Regions from separate parts of the Homo sapiens genome. Here region 1 is linked to region 2. The links are chromatin loops, found by intact Hi-C in ENCODE. Cell type or tissue: IMR-90. All regions are shown on one strand. Links, peaks and the distances in the headings refer to the core of each region. The heading gives the core; the rest is flanking DNA.

Region 1 (8,796 bases), core at 597-8,596, 73 kb after region 2:
ACAGGAGGATGGCTTCAGGCCAGGAGTTCGAGACCAGCCTGGGCAACATAGCCAGATACCATTTGTACACAAAATTTAAAAATTGTCAAGGTGTGGTGTGCATGGCTCTAGTTCTAGCTGCTTGGGATACTGAGGTGGGAGGAAGACTTAAGCCCAGGAGTTCAAAGCGGCAGTGAGCTATGATCACGCCACTGCACTCTAGCCTGGGTGACTGAGTTAGACCCCATCTCTAAAGAAAGAAAGAAGGCCAGGCGCGGTGGCTCACGCCTGTAATCCCAGCACTTTGGGAGGCCAAGGCGGGTGGATCATGAGGTCAGAAGTTCAAGACCAGCCTGGCCAAGATGGTGAAACCCCGTCTCTATTAAAAATACAAAAAAATTAGCTGGGCGTGGTGGCACGCACCTGTAATCCCAGCTACTCTGGAGGCTGAGACGGAGAATTGCTTAAACCTGGAGGGACGGAGCTTGCAGTGAGCCGAGATTGTGCCACTGCACTCCAGCCTGGGTGACAGAGCGAGACTCCGTCTCAAAAAAAAAAAAAAAAAGACAGAAAGAAAAAGAAAAGTACTTCAACATTAGAATGATTCCATTAATATTCTCTTTGCTGATTCTGTATAATACAGTAACTGAATTGCTAGCATTTATTGAATACTTACTAATGTGCCAGGTGCTGTACTAAGTTTTTTAAGTATATTACCTGACTTAACTCTATGGAATAGATATAATAATTATTGTTCTCATTTTTCAGCTGAAGACATAAAGGTCAGAACATTTAGAAATGTGGATAAGTTCACTAGGCTGGTAACTAGTAGAATCAGGACTTGACCCTGAATAGCCCCAGACCAAAACTCATGTATTTTATTACATTCCAATCATACTAGCTAATGTTCTTCCCTTCTGATTCTAGAGCAGAATATTATGCTTTTTTGCAATTATAAAAAGATAAAAGAGGCCGGGCGTGGTGGCTCACACCTGTAATCCCAGCACTTTGGGAGGCCGAGGTGGGTGGATCCCAAGGTCAGGAGATCGAGACCATCCTCGCTAACACGGTGAAACCCCGTCTCTACTAAAAATACAAAAACTTAGCCGGGCATGGTGGCGGGGTGCCTGTAGTCCCAGCTACTCGGGAGGCTGAGTCAGGAGAAAGGCGTGAACCTGGGAGGCGGAGCTTGCAGTGAGCCGCGATCGCGTGCCCCTGCACTCCAGCCTGTGTGACAGAAGCGAGACTCCGTCTCAGAAAAAATAATAATAATAATAATAAAAATAAGATAAAGAAAGGCTTCTTTTCTGCCCCTTTCCTCAGTCCTTCATACTAAAGCCATCATATTTAGTTTTGGCTACATCTTCATGCCCAATGACATAACTGACTCAACCAGTCAAACAGTGACACTGTTCTTCATAGTCATGCAAATTAATTTGGGTTCACTGCTCATCTAGAGCTGTCAGCCTTCAAGGCCTACATCTGGAAGGTTCTGAGATGGGATTGAGCACACAGGGGAGAGCTCTACAGCAGCAAGACTGAGAGAGTCAGTGAGCATATTTTCAGTTAGCCGTGGCATCCTCCCCACCACTTTACCTTCCTTCAGTTTCGTTTACCTCTACAAAGGACCTTCGTGCTCTGTGGGAAAGTGGGTTCTATTATAAGTATGTGATTGGCAGAAGACACCCTAACCCTTTTCATCTCAACCCACATTAAATTCAAGCTTCAAATCTAGGACTTAGAGAACCAACCTCATTTACTCTTACTACTCCATCTTTCCATAGGAAGTGAGACCCTAGTTCATAGAAAAAGTATTGGCGATATGGAAGACATGAAGTTCACTCTTTAATTTGCTATTGCAGCAGATATGCAAGGTTTTCAAGTTAAATACTGTGGACATTGACTGCTATTTATTTCACTTTTACTCAGATCTCTCACTGGAACATTTCCACATACTTTCAGAGGCACAAGAACGGTGTCAAACCATTTTGGTACCTTCCAAACCAAATATATTGCAGAATAAAATATATACCAGCAGTTTGTCTCCTTTAAATTGGAAGGAAGTGGCTGATTGTAAAACCGCTGCTCAGCATTCATAAAGCATCGTCTTTTCAGGGACCTAGTGCATCATCCACTGTGTAGCCAACCTTAGTGCATGACCCAGGGAGTTACTGACCATCGTCTCCATGGGCAGATGGGGAAGGGACATTCAGGATGCCTCTTCTTCTTCTTCTTTTTTTTTTTTTAAGGCCAAACTCAGAGCCAGCTTCAGAGGAAGGTTTAGAATATAAATGCAATGTCAATAGTCTTCTGAAGATAAGAGAAACAAGCTCCATTAAACAGTTCTGTCTTTAAAAAAATTATAAACTGACTGTTTCTATTTTGTATTCATTAGAGCCTCCCTGCCCCCTCATTGTCTAAATGATACCTCATTTCACAGATGGGTACTAAGAAGACATAAAACCTTTAAAAAAGAGAACACAAAGTTGGAAGAACTTGCAGACATTGTGCAGTTTCATTGTCCCTTACTCATCCTGGCTTTCTTCATTGATTCATTTGGCACATATTTATTGTGTACTTTTGTGCTTTCTGCTTTCCTATCACTTGTTCCGTTTATTCCACATATAATAGGACTGTATAGCCTAATATTTATCAAGCATCACCAGGCTACACGCTTAATGTACGTGATGTGTTTTCACATCTGCAACCCAACAATTTTTACATATGGGGAAACTGAGGGTTAGAGAAATGTTGAAATGTGACCAATTTTATGCATATGGGAAATGACAGAGTAATTCAGAAGCAGTTTGTTTGGAGCAACCTTGTGCATAACTTTGCTCCCTGTCTTCACAAAGGAAGTAGTTGGCTTAGAAGCTCTTTGTTATAAGTAAACACTAGGATACACAGGGTTGTATTTCCCAAATCTCGGTGACTTCAAACAACACAGGTTTATTTCTCTCTCATGCTACATCTTCATCATGGGTGAGCTGAGAACTCTGCTCTGTGTGATCCTTAATTCAGGACCAGGTTGATAGAGCAGCCACTACCTTGCCATGGCAGACACAAAGCAGACACTGGCTCTTAGAGGTTTCTCCAGGATGTGGCACTTGTACCTCCTGCTTACGTATTTTTGGCTAAAGCAAGTTACATGATTACGCCTGGGATCAGAGAGTGGGGAGGTGCAATCTTACCATGTGCCTGCAGAAAAGAGAGAAAATAATGATTGTGTGTAATGGTGACAGTCTCACAGGGGAATGACTATGGGTCATGGGACTGTTGCTGGCATATTCTGAGCTTTCACATTGTGTGTTTGTACATGAAATAGTCCCAGATGTGTGCCCGATATGCTTCAATAAATTATTTCTCTTCTGCTCCTCTGAACTTGTCCATTGTCTTACCTTGGAAATGTCTAACTTTTTTCTTCTCTCAAAGCAACTCTTTTGAAGAAGTCACTATTTAAAAAAAAAAAAAAGATGAAATTTCCCCAAGTATTCTGTTATCTCACTTCTTTTATCTCTGGCAACTGATGAGTCAAGAAGAGGACCAGTGGTCAATGCCTTATAGTCAATAGGTAGGCTGTCAGCTAAAAGGAACTTGACCCTTCTTTAGTGTCATTTTTCAAATGCCTACTGTGACAATAGCAAGTGCTGCTGTCTCTTGCCTTTGTTTGCTGCCTAAAAAATGTATTCGCCCATATAAGACACGTCTTGGGAATCTGAACAGCATCTCTCAGTTTTTGAGTTAGATTCAAGAAATATTTCCTGAGCATCTACATCAGGCTAGACATGGGGATATAAAGATGAATAAAGCTTGTTCTTTGCTCCTAAGCTGCTCACATGCAAATGCGATAGGCCAGAAGTTCTCAGCTCTGGGTACATATTAGGATCCTGCGGAGCTGTAAAATGCAGGTGCTGATACCTACTCCCAATGTTTCTAATTTAATTAGTCTGGAGTGAGGTGTGGGCATCAGTATTTTTTTAAAACGCCCTGGCCAGGCATGGTGGCTCATGCCTGTAATCCCAACACCTTGGGAGACTGAGGTGGGTGGATCACTTGAGGCCAGGAGTTTGAGATCAGCCTGGGCAACATGGTGAAACCCCATCTCTACTAAAAATACAAAAATTAATTGAGTGTGGTGGTACAGACCTGTAGTCCCAGCTACTAGGGAGGCTGAGGTGGGATGATTGCCTGAGCCCGGGAAATTGAGGTTTCAGTGAGCTGTGATCATGCCACTGCACTCCAGCCTGGGCAACAGAATAAGACTCTCTCTCAAAAAAATAAAAAAAATAATTTTAAAAAACTCCCTGACTAATTCTAATGTGCAACCAGAGTTGAAAGCCACTGATTAAGATAGATATAGAAACAGATAACTTCAACATCTGTTTAAGATACTGTGTTGAGAATGGAAGCTGAAACAGAGGCAGATACATTATATTAGAATGTATTGTTCAGCTAGGTGGACATTTTACAAACATGACCTCTAATCTTCAATGTAATTCTCTCTGCTCAAAATCCTTATGATAGGCTAGGCTCAGTGGCTTACACCTGTAATCCTAGCACTTTGGGCAGTTAAGGTGGCAGGTGAGGGGAATCACTTGAAGTCAGGAGTTCAAAACCAGCCTGGCCAACACATCAAGGCCCCATTTCTACAAATAAATTTTTTTTTTAAGTTAGCCTGGTGCGGTTACACGCACCCATAGTCCCAGCTACTTAGAAGGCTGAGGCAGGAGGATTGGTTGATCCCGGGAGGCTGAGGCTGCAGTGAACTATGATGGCACCATGGCACTCCAGCGTGGGCAATGGAGCAAGATCCTGTCTCAAAAAGAAGAAAAAAATTCCTTATCCTCATTTTATAGATGAAAAAACCAATGCCCAGGGAGCTTATGTCATTTGCCTAAAGTTACACAGCTAGCAAGTGTTAGAGCCAAATTCAGACTTAGGACTGTCTGGCTCCAAACCCACAGACCAACCAAATAGTTGCTCTTTTTCCAAAGTAGACTGCACTCATACACTATTTTCCTAAAGAACATAAATGAAAGTTGTGCAAAGGTTGGTCTGCTGCATTTGTTTCATTCTTGATTACATTCTCTGTTCCTTAGTTGTGTCTCCTGACATTTCCTTTGCTCCTTCTCCAACATTCAAGCTCACATTCTTAGAGTTATGGGGGAGAAGAACATAGTGGCGAGGTATCTTAAGTTCAATTCTAGAGCAATTAGCTCATCATCTTGGCTCTTCATGCTATTACGCTATTTCCCCCGGAGCCGGGTATAATCGAAGTTCCTCCTACTTGTTGTGTAACTGACCTGCTAAGTCGAGCTGTGAGCCAAGTCTGTCTGGATCACGTAAGCTTGCAGAGAGAACTGAGCCAAGTACTTCCAAAACAAACCTCGTTAAACAAAAGCGGAGTGTGGTCGAGCCGGACACACAGGGTGGAGGGTTCAGAAGACCGTCTGCCAGTCTCGAAAGCAATGTGGGGTCTGTGACATTAAACGTCCAAGGGCAGTTGAGCTGGAGGGATGGATTCACCTTTACAGATGAATCTGGAAACCAGTGAGAATGATTCTGCATGATTAGGAATAATAACCTGGAAAATCATTGCCAAATTACTTCCTTTTAGTGAAATATCTTCGATTTTTCTGAAACCCTTAGTCAATCAAGACCCCAGCTCGTGCCTGTTCATCACGCTTAAAGAAAAATAAAAATGAGTCTGGCAGTAGTGACTAGAACTTCAGATGGTTAGGTCTCATTTAGTTTTGCAGGAGTGTGGAAAATTGAGTCAGAAATCTTAGTCTCTATTCATTTCCATCCTTCCCTTAACACAGTGAAAATCTTGGGCAAGCCCTTTACATTTTTTGTTTCTTAATTCTATCCTGTTTTATAAAGGAAAGCATCACATAAATTGCCTTCCTTGTACCTCCTAATAGGTCCCTAGAGATTATGATGAAAACTAGAAAGGTGCTCATATCTTGAGTTCTTCAAGAGAGAGGAACCAAGAGGCTCTATTGTGAATATCAAAACAGAATTTAATTTGCTTTCTCTCTACGTTCACCCTTTTTCTGAGAAGCCTGTTGGTGTATCTGAAGCCACATGTCTGACATGCACCACTGTGTCACAGCACTTAGCACAGTGCCTGTCAACAGGGAGGCACTCAGTAACTATCTGTGACTTCTGTGCCTGTTATTATCTGTCCTCATCTCACCCCCCAACTCTCCATCTCCCTATGCCACAACCAAACTGCTATTTCATAGATGGTAGGAAGAGCTTCAAGCTCCACTGGTTGAGGAGAAAAAAAAAATTGATTTAAGTCACAGAGCAGACACCAGAATAGAGAGATGCTGTGTGTGGATAAGACAGGAGCATCTGCATGTTGATACCCAGCTGCTCAACAGGCTGGTCTCCAACTGAGAGTTGGGCCAACGATGAGTGTCAGTAAATTGCCTCTGCACCTCTAGAGCCTGAAATTCCTGCTTTCCAAAAGTCAACAGGAGGGTAATTTGGTAGGCATCCAGACTCATCCTTTCCACAAAGTCTCTCTGCACCTCCCACCAGGGAAAATTTGGCTCCAGTCCTCCCCGCAGCCTCCAGTTCAGCTTCCAGCACAGTGGGCCAGCCGGGGCCGTCAGAAGCAGAACGGGGACTAAACGCTGCGGCAAGCTGGAGAAGGACCAGTTCCAGGGGCAGGATCTGGACAGGGCCATGCCTCACTGATCACCCTTTGGCCAAGTACCCCAAATTGAAGCAGTGGAAGGCAAGGGGTATCCAGGCTGACCTCTCCAAACCTTAGTCATGTTCTCATGGATGATGTGACTGGGTCAATCAAAACTTTTTTCCTCGCAGCTGTGCCTGTGACTATCTGTAGCAACCAACTTTCCTTTATGTATATATGTTTTCCTATATGTATATGTTTTCCATAAAGACAGTGTGTTCTGACTAGCTATAAACTATCCATTATTAGGTGAGACAAGTGAATATTGTTTTGTATGAACCAGGCAGGTAACCCAAGGATGTCTACCTCTCAGCTCCCTTTTCCACAGCTCCCAGGTACAGGGAGGGCCCTGGGGACACTGGGAGAACAGTCCCCACTCAATCAGATCACCAGGGCAAGAGCACAGACATGGCATTATCTCCAGAGGGGTAGGTGGTAGAACATTAGAATAGAAAAGTTTATCAGTCTCTCCAACCTCTGATATGGACCAGAAAGAGCTGACAGCCTAATTTATCATCATGGTAGAATTTTATGCCCTCAAATAATTGCTAGTAACCTGGATCTTCCACTGGAAAAATAAAATCAACCCAAAAATATAGGCTCCAGATTACCATGACCCCAGCATTTGAGTGATGACATTGAGCCTTTGGGTCAGGTTTGGAGGTGAGTCTTGAGAGAGAAGGAAAGTTCTTTTGAAGGGGTGCTTATTGGAAAGCCTAGTGCAATCATGCTAGCTGCCCAAGCTAATTGTAAAATTTCAGATTTATTGTGTTCAGCAGAAATACAGCCTGTACATTTGAAATATTATCCAAATGACCTGGCTTCAACTTAGAAATCTTACATGAATTGAAACAAGTGAATTAGGGAGACCTCTTGCCTTCAGCCCTAAAGGGTCTGTGGGAGGTAAGTCAAGAACCATTTATAATAGTGATAAAATACTATATTTAAGGCTGTAAAAATTTGGCATGCAAGAACTCAGCTCAGAAGTAAATTCATCTTATGTGCTCGGCAAAGGAGCAACTGGAAAGTTTTACAAATGGGAAGTTTGACCTACTGAGATTTTAAAGATAAATTATGTCAATTATTCCTTGAGAGTGAGTACGGTCATTTACCCCCTTGAATGTTGAAATGGAAATCCGAACCATGAAGTCAGTAACAACTTCACTTTGCCATGGTGCACGTGGCTAATGACAGTTACCCAAAGCCATTGTCCAACTGTCACATCATGTGCCCAAATGTGCATTAGTGGGATGGGCCACTTGGGACCCTAGCAAGCAACCAGGGAGAGCATCAGAGCTATGCCCAATTAACAAACACCTCATATGATGGCGCATGATGCTTTTACTCTGCCAAGAAGCCAGTGATCCTTTCCTTGGGAATTCTATAATATGTCTGTCTGAAGCTAGAACTAGTAGATAATGCTTGATGACTGACAGATGTGTACTTTTTTCAAAAGAGCCTTATTAACTTTAGTCTCCTGCACATCTCTGGCCTCAGTGTCTACCTCTTGTTCCTCACCTCCCTCTCCAGCTACACTGCAGGGCCCTAGTCATGATTGCTGTAGCCCATTCTTGCCCCAGGGCCCTGCACTAGCTATTCCCTCTACTTGGAATGTTTTTCCCAAGATACCAATGTGGCTGGGTCCTTCCTGTCATCACATCTCAGTTTAAATGTCAGCTCCTAAGAGGCTTATCCTCAGCACCCAATTCAGCCTCCCTCCCTCTCTGTCTACACTACACACACACACACACACACACACACACACACTCACTTCAGTCATCCTACTTTAATTCTAGCAGATCAGATATAAGTATCTGATATTTTGATGTTTTATTGACTTTTAATATCTGTGTGTCGTATTTCTTCCCTCACTTAAAATGTAACTTCCAGGCAGGCAGAGACTTGATCGATTCTATTTACTGTTGTTTCATCAGCTCCTTGAATCATGCTTACCACATGCAGGTAAGCATATGGTTGAACATGCTTGGTTGAACATCCATAATGTTCAACCAAGTCAATGTCAGCGTCCTCACAGGTAAATCTATGGTGAATGATTTGAAAGCGCCCTTGTGGAGCATGGAAGAGCCATACTTCAGTCTCAGGGCTCACCT
Region 2 (8,796 bases), core at 193-8,192:
GTTTGGGATTTTTTTTTTTTTAATTCTAGAAGTCATCTGGTGAAAATTTAGGGCCACCCATGACTCCTTTCCTTTGGAGCTGCAATTTTCACCTTCATTTAGAAGTCAGCCAGATTAGAGACACAGATGGCGTTATCATAACCAGATTCCCGTACTGTGTCATTGGATCCAAGGGACTGTGAGATCACAGCTGGCTGAACTTCAGTCCATAGACAGCAGAGACACCACTCCCCTGGTGTACGATGGCAGATGGCTAAAATGTCCCAAGTTGCAGTAGCTATGGAATTTGGAGATCGATTTGAAGCTTTGGGGAAAATAGAAATAAGCAGTGCTGTCAAATGACTCTTGCAGTTAATCAGAAGTATATTCGAGTCTGCAGCATTTTGAAATGACTTATTTCCATTCAGATGGAGAAGTCATCCCTAGTACGTGATTTGCTACATCTAAGCAGGAATTTTTACCTAAGTATCAGGGCCTATGTTGATCCCCTCTCCTCACCATGTGATACTGGGCAAGCCACTGAAATTCTTGGAAAATCAGTTTCTTCATCAGTAAAATGAGGGTATTTGACTACCAGATTTTTCTCTAAGTCATTCCACCCGAGTTCTAACATTTTTTTATGTTTCTGTGATTCAGTTAATTATGAAACATAGTCCCATAATGACTCAAAGAAACCAAGGTGTAACAGTAAGTCCTTTGGGTTACAATAAGTAGATTTTCTACTACCCTTGACTTACTATTTGTACATTTCATTCAATATATTTATTGCTAGTTAAAATCATATGAATTTTCAGTGGGAAAGAGTTTGCAGATTATGAGACCAAATGTTCCAGAATATGGAGAACAAAGAAGAGAATTAAAAACTTCTATAACTAGCCCATGTCATTAGAAAGTTTTTCATCAATCACAAAATAGCTCCATCTTTCTGGCATTTTTTTTTCTTACTGTTCATTATCTTCAGTTCTATACCAAAGAATATGTAGTAAGAGAGATTGGGAACTTTCATCCCAGGTCTGGAATCCTTTAAGCTTGCTTGCGTTTTTTTTAAATTTATATGTCATTTTCTTTTGTTGAATTGCCCATTGGCCTTTGTGTAGGATGCAATTTTAAATCTATTATCTGTGTCTGAGACTGGATGCTGATAAGCTTGTGCCAGGTGCTGTAATGGTGTTTCTTCCTGGCCACAGTATTTCAGAGGTATTCAGTAGCTTTAATGAGACAGGTCATTTGGTCCAGGCGTTAAATAATAATGCTTTTTTCTTTTTTGTCAACAACTTCTCTCTTTTCTACAAATCCAATCTTTTTACTATTACACATACTTAATTGCAGTTGGTTTTTTTCCAGTTGCTACAGTTCATTTGAATTCTCAAATATTTATCTACCACAAGGCAGCCATATATGCTTTGAAGACCAGGCCATGACTAGAATTTACATTCTTTATACCTAGGTAATTGAGGTTGCCTAGGAATCAAAAGTCAAAAAAAGTCAAGAGCTCATCTCTGGACCTAAAGCCACATTGACAATTATTCCTCTGTCTTAAAGAAACTCTCTGCATAAGAAAAAAAAAAGTCTTATTTTTATACCAAATTCAAGGTAAAGCTGACCTGCTCTAAAATCATTTTTCCAAGTATTGTTCTAATGTCTTTTGGAAAGGTCCCTGCGACCCTGAGTGCAGTGAGGTTGGCTGTGACGGGCCAGGACCAGACCACTGCAATGACTGTTTGCACTACTACTACAAGCTGAAAAACAATACCAGGTAAGAGAGGTGCCAAGTCACATCCCCACAGCATGTGCCAGGCATCTTAGGAGTTCCTGCAAGGCTAATACCATGGGGTGTGTGCAGGCCACTGGCATCTTCCACTATTCTCCCACCAGGACCGAAACATAGAAAAGAGGCTGCTGTGCAGGCCGACTGCCTCCCTGTGTTATTCAGAATGGTGAAAACTATATTGAGTTACAAAACGCAAAATGTGCATGTATGCTGTGAAACTGCAAATGTCTTCTCTCACGTTTGGAGGACGGTGGAGGAACCAGCTAAGCACCTGCCCCTCCAGACCTTTCTTTTTTTTTTTTTTAATTGACAAGTAAAAACTGCATGTATTTATAATGCATAACATGATGTTTATATATATATGTGTGTGTGTGTATATATATATATATATACACACACACACATATACATACGTACACACGTTTTGGAACAACTAAATCCAGCTATTTAACATATGCATTAGCTCACATACTTATCTTTTTTTGTGGCCAGAACACTTAAACACTACTCTCGTCACAATTTTCAAGTACACAATAAATTGTTATTAACTCTAGTCATCATGAGGTACAATAGATTTCTTGAACTTATTCCTCCCATCTCACACAAGTTTCATGTCCTTTCCACCCCACTGATGTTTGATTTCATGGCTTCACAAAGATGCCAATGCACAGGCCAAACTGATGCTTTTCCACATTTTCCAGCACATAGGCCATCAGTGTGGCAAAGGGGTTGGTCCTGCTTGATCTCACTCTTCTGCCCTGGGCACTAAGGTGGACCCTGTGCCTCTGAGCCCCTGGTGTCTGCTTGAGCTGTGCAGATATGTTTCCTGGGCAGAGCCAAGGAATGGTGACTGCCCCCATCAGAGTTCATCCTGACCTCCCCTTGTCTCCCACAGCCCCACCCACCTTCTCCCTCCTCCTTCAGGCGAAAACTCACTAAGCATAGCTGCCACACGGTTCCTCCATACTCCAGTCCCCCAGACAGACCCAGACGTGTTAAGAATTCCTGCTGTAAGTCTGCTGGAATTTAAATTCCTTAAGAGAAAGGAGGACTTTGGCTATCTCCCAGCCTCTGTTATCTCCTGCACTTAGCAACATGCCTGATATTTAATTGGTGCTCAGTAAATATTTGTTGAATGGATAAATAAAGCTCTGTGCTTCCATTATGGGCAAACAAGGAAGTTTTTTTTTTTTTTTAAGTGTTCTCATATACAACATAAATTTAAATATATTTATATTAATTTAGACAACAGCATACAACCACCACCACCACTCACACATGCACATACAGGATCCATATGACAAACAACACACGAAAATAGAAGTCACACCTTTTTAAAGGGACCTTTTTGAATAGAGTTGTGGTTCCCACATAGTTTTCCTCTGATTCACCACCATAACCTTCCTCTCTGTAACCATCATCATTTTTCAAGAGCTAGGTGCAAACCAGGAAATGGTTTGACAAGTCCTTGGTAGATTTGGTGTTGGGTAACTGCATTGCTACTTCAGCACACTGTGCAGGAGGAAGTTTAACAAACAATCTGGCTCTCTGGATGTGGTGTTGGCATCCTGGTTTAAAAGTGATTTGGAAGCTGAGCTCAGCCATTTGCTCAGCACCTCCAAGAGAATGCTGGGGACTGGTTTGCTCATGACGCTGCCTTCTTTCTTATTGTTTCACAATGCAGGATCTGTGTCTCCAGCTGCCCCCCTGGCCACTACCACGCCGACAAGAAGCGCTGCAGGAAGTGTGCCCCCAACTGTGAGTCCTGCTTTGGGAGCCATGGTGACCAATGCATGTCCTGCAAATATGGATACTTTCTGAATGAAGAAACCAACAGCTGTGTTACTCACTGCCCTGATGGGTCATATCAGGATACCAGTAAGCTCACTTCAAATACTTGGGTTTTAGAGAAGAAATGTGGTGTTTTCATTTGAGTGACCTCAGGAGGGATAGCCTCTTTGTGAAATCTGGAATTGTGCTTCATATCAAACAGGATCTAGTTCATTCATTTTAAGAGAACCCTTTAGAAGCTTCATGTAAAAATGCTTATAACTTTGTCAGAGTATCCTCAAGACCACCCCCAGATTCAGTGATTTGCTGGGAGTATTCACAAGGCCTGGGGTATAGTCGTGCTCATGAACTCACAGATAGGAGATATTACAGCAACAAATCATCAAAGGGAAAAGGCATATGGAACAAGGTTCAGCCACACAGGGCATATTCACTTCCCCGTGCAACAATGCGTGACGACGTGCATGAAATGTTGTCTACCAGGGAACCTCATTAGAGACTCAGGGCCCAGGGTTGTCACTGGGGGCTGGTCAGACCTGACACATACCAAAATTCCAGAGTCTTCAAAGGAAAATAGGTGTTCACCATAAACCATATTGTTTATACAAACAGTTTAGACAAAGTGAGCCACTCTTTTCAGGGTAGTGGGAACCCTCCCAAAATTCAAGTTCCCAGATGTGCCAGCCATGGGCCAACCTTACAAGCAGATTTGCTAAGGACAACATTCAGGCTGCTCTTTTCTGCATACTGACCAAATAGACACCAGGCCTGTATGATATCAAAATATACTTTTTAAAAAGTTCAAAAAATATGACTGTCTTTTAAGAGTAGAATGAACATTTGTCAATGACTTATTTAACCCACTAATGAGGGAACTTGCAAGGTGACAAATAGGGCTAAAAGATGATCAGGTACTGTAGTCCACCAGGAAAGGCAAAATGGAAATCCTTTTGCTAAGTTGGAGACAAAATTGAATAATTTAATAATTTTCTACATGGCAATACAAGTAGAATTTGGGGGAGTGTTTTTTTTTTCTAATGAATAGGAGTAATTTGCAACTTTACCAAACAAAAATGTGTACCTTAACACAGAGTTTGGGCCCTAATCAGCCATCATTAGCAAACAGACGAAGGTATATTGCCCTAGAGAATTAAATAGTCTTAAGGTAGACCTATTAGACAGTGCTCTAGTGTGGCTCTGAAAAGGACTGCAGTTATCTTTTCCTTTATTTCTGAGTTCTGGATAATTTCTCTTAACAAGGACCTCATACCATGGTATATGATGGCACTGAAATTTCATGTTTTTGCACAACCTAAGGAGACAAAGAGAAAACTCAAGTTTAAAAGAACAAGAGTTATTTAAAATAAAATCAGACAAGAAATCTGAAGTGAATACTCTTGCTTCTTAAGAAGTGAAATTCTCTCTGGTTTCAAAGAGGAGCATTTCTCTGTGAGGCAGAGAGGGTCTTTCAACTTACCCTTTAGGGCAGTGGGTAAGGACTCTGCCTTTCTTGCTTGCCCCAAAATTTAGAACATGAAATTTGACTTGAGGGAGAAAGGAGAAATTGGGAGACAGAAGGGGGCATAAAGAATCCACAGAAATATGCAGTATTCCTTGTGAGGAAAAAAGTCAAAATTCTATCAGGAAGGTTGAGCCTTGAAAAAGAAATTTGATTCTGGAATGTTGTATGACAGAACCAAGGTAATTGAGAGTCCGTTGTTTCCAGAGCCTAGAAGGTAGATAATTAAGGTGTTCAAACTATGACTTCAGCTACCAGGAAGTGTTGATCCAAGTGGTTTGTATATCTCTCTCTTTCTATGTAATTGCCTTATGTTATAGTTTTCCTCTCTAATGAGTCCATTTATGTACAACATGATGATCACATATGATAATGACTAGTAATAATTACTGCCAACACATTTACAGTGCTTAATAGTTCATATCGTTCCCTTGAATAATTAATTTTATTTAACTTCTCAAGACAACCAGAGAGGTGGGTAACATTGTAATCTCATTTTAATGAATAAAAGAACAGAGACCCTGAATTTGCCCACTGGAGGTGCTTAAAGCAGAATGCAAATCTAGGTCATCTGAGTTAAGATTCTATGCATGTGCAGTGTTCTCAATGAGACAGTGAGAGAGACCGTATGATGACTACTGTTAAGATTGTAAGGGGCTTCGTATTTCATGCTCAGAGGCTCAGACTTGATCCAGCAGGCCCTTGCAGGGATCCACTAAGCTGTGTTTCTCTATGGAACCCTGAAGAACATCAACATTTAAAGAGCAGATGGAAGCCCATGAAGAAAGCTTCATTCATTTCTACAAATTCACATGGATATAATCCACTTGCATATCAGAGCAGGTACCAAGACATTAGCAAAATTTTATCTAAGGTAGAAGGACTTTCTTAATATGCCAAATATTTTCCTCCACAGAACAACCATAAATTTGCCAACTTTTTTCAATATGGACCTGGTAGTAACTAGGAAAGCAAGTATTCACAGTATACTTGTTCAAATGATACATTTCTATTCTCCAGAATATAGATTTCTCCAGAATAGAGATATTATCTGAATTGTAATAACATTTATACCAATTCCACTGCAGCTGTAAAGTGCAAGACACTAAAATAGTGTTTAAAATAAACAATGTTAGAAATAAGCAATCCTTACCCTTGCAGTCTTAAATGTAGATTCCCTTCTCTAGTTCAGCTCAACTGACCAGTCCTAAAAGCTATGAGCATGGGGGTCTACATTCCCATTCCTTCGTCTCAGGCATTGCCTTTCAATCCCTATACAGTGATGTTGTCCCAGCTTCATGAGGGGGATTTGCACTGTTGCAAGTTAGGAAACCCTCCTGGGGAGAGAGACTAGGAAGAAGAAGAAAAAAAAAAGACCTATAAACTATTCAACTAAGAATTAGCTAGGCTATCATTTTCTTGTCTGCAAAATGGCAGAGAAGTCTAAGGTGTTTTCCAGTGTTACAGTTCCTGTCTGTACTTGGTTTGCTGAGAAATGATAACAAATAGTGATTCTGTGGCTTTTCCTGCAATTGTCTAGTCAAGGCCATAGGTACTGTAGCATACATTAGCAAGCATTAGAACATCTCTGATGCTTTTATGGAATCCAATTGACCAACTGATTTACAACTTTCTCTTTTTTTTAACAGAGAAAAATCTTTGCCGGAAATGCAGTGAAAACTGCAAGACATGTACTGAATTCCATAACTGTACAGAATGTAGGGATGGGTTAAGGTAAGAGAGTGAAGGATTTTATCAAGTAACACAGCCCAAAGAGCTTCTCAATGTAAATAAAATGAAAAAATGATAAACAAGTAAATAAACAGCTCTCTTATGATCTACCCTGGGTTTGACTCCCATTCAAGCACTTGATTGCTATTTGCATTATCTCTGCTATTATATGTGAAAAATGGGATGCTGTGTTGGCTAAAGAAGGGTTATATCCAAATAAATTCTCTTTAGAAAAGATGGCTCAGATAAAACTCAATAAAAATGGCCATTTGAGAGGCATTCTTTGTGCTTTTTAACCTGCATTGTGCCAGTCAAGGATTACTTTGCAGGTAATACCAATGAATTATATTTAATCCCCCGATTCATTCCTTGGATGGTCGGAAATTATTCCCTTATCTTTATTATTTCTCTCCACATAGCCAATCATTCTCTTATCTTAAGTATCTCAGGCTTGGTTCCATTATGCTATGGTATGCACATAGATTTAACACCAGGAGATGTTTTCCTTGAATGGATGACTTGCTCATTGCTAAAGCTCAATAGTTGGTCAACTCTCTAAGAGAACAATGTACAGCTCAAATTAACTAGGTAGCCTCTTGATCTCAGTAGGGAAGGTGAGACCATTCTGCATTTAGTGAAGAGTTGGACTGAGGCTGTACGTAGAATTAGAACTCTGCTGCACTGGATTTCTTTTAAGTATTGATCATATCTTTATTTCCACCTGTGATTGGAGGTAAACTAGGCAGGGTCCAGGCAGTTTCCAGGCAGGTACATTCTTCACCATTAACCAGTATTGGAGCATCATTTTCATTTAGATTAATTATCTATGGCTTCATTTCTTTTTCCCCCCATGAATGCATTCAGTATTAGCTTACTTGGCAATTTTCATCTCAAGACTTCAGTACTGAGAAAGAATTAGCCACCTAATTCTTCTTGGAGAAGGAGCAAAGCAGTATAATAGAAGGAAAGAAAGTAGATGTGGGCTCACATCCTCCTCTGCTATTTATTAACTGTGTGATTTGGGGCAAGTCACTTAACTACTCCGAGCCTTCATTTTCTCCTCTATAAAATGATGATAATAATAATCCCTGTTTTGCTGGATTATGATAAAGGTTAACTGTGATAACATTTACAAAATACCTATTCTACCATCTGGCACATACTTGGTTCATGAGAAATAAAAGATGATTTAAATTATTTTATTTCTTAGGGAACATTGTATAGAGTATGTTAAACCAGTGCATGCCGGTAGAAACATGAGAGCCATATATGTAATTTTAAATATGCCAGTAACCACATTAAGAGAAGTAAAAAGATACAGGGGAAATGAGTTTAATAAAATATTTTATTTCACCTAATATATCTAAAATATTATCATTTCAACAATATAAAAACTTATCAGATGTCTTTCATTCTTTTTCATTGTTGTACTGTCTTCAAAATCTGATATATATTTTACCCTTAGAACACATCTCAATTCAGACAAAATTGTTTTTATGAGAAATATTTGATCTTTATTTAGGTTTCACAGTTGAAAAAGAAAATTTTACATAGCCAAGTTGTTCCAAACGTACCCAAATTTTTGCCAGTAATGGAATCAAGTGCCAATTTTTCACATTTAGACTTAAATTAGTTAAAATTAAATTAAATAAAATGTAAAATTCTGTTTCTTAGCCATACTATAGCCACCTTTCGAGGTCTCAGTAGCCATGTGTGCCAGATTATGTTGTACAGCACAGGTCTAACCTGGCCAGTTTATCACAGAGAGAACAGAGGCGTTCACAATACCAAGTGCATTAGCCTCGCAGTACCTGTATTTTGGAAGCAGCAGAAAGCTTCAGGGTTGGTGACTGCTGTCTGTTACACGTCCCCCTTACCTCATTCCTTCTCCATACAGTGCAACCTCTGTGTCCTGCTGAACAGATGCCAACCTCACAAGGAAGTGCTGTCCTGTATTAGAAAAACTAGGCAGCTTTTTAACTTT

What was found. Peaks named below come from ENCODE experiments on the same cell type or tissue, not always from the same donor. Only the 100,000 strongest peaks of a DNase experiment are listed, where the experiment ranks them.
Region 1: it touches region 2 in a loop (4-fold over the local background); 4 of 110 quality-filtered maps call a loop at or near these places.

The regions. Positions count from the first base shown.
Region 1 is chr9:76,251,037-76,259,832 of GRCh38, forward strand. All of the region lies in intron 24 of PCSK5 (proprotein convertase subtilisin/kexin type 5), which reads left to right. Among named protein-coding and RNA genes, the nearest start is that of RFK, 140 kb to the right of the region's middle. In IMR-90, for the core only: no CTCF peak of the experiment used is centred there; a DNase peak (open chromatin) is centred at 5,235; H3K4me3 peaks cover 241 bases; H3K27ac peaks cover 689 bases.
Region 2 is chr9:76,177,943-76,186,738 of GRCh38, forward strand. It overlaps PCSK5 (proprotein convertase subtilisin/kexin type 5), which reads left to right. Exons shown (of 38, transcript NM_001372043.1): 15 at 1,654-1,756; 16 at 3,456-3,649; 17 at 6,731-6,815. Among named protein-coding and RNA genes, the nearest start is that of RFK, 210 kb to the right of the region's middle. In IMR-90, for the core only: no CTCF peak of the experiment used is centred there; DNase peaks (open chromatin) are centred at 2,819, 3,229 and 3,609; H3K27ac peaks cover 1,114 bases.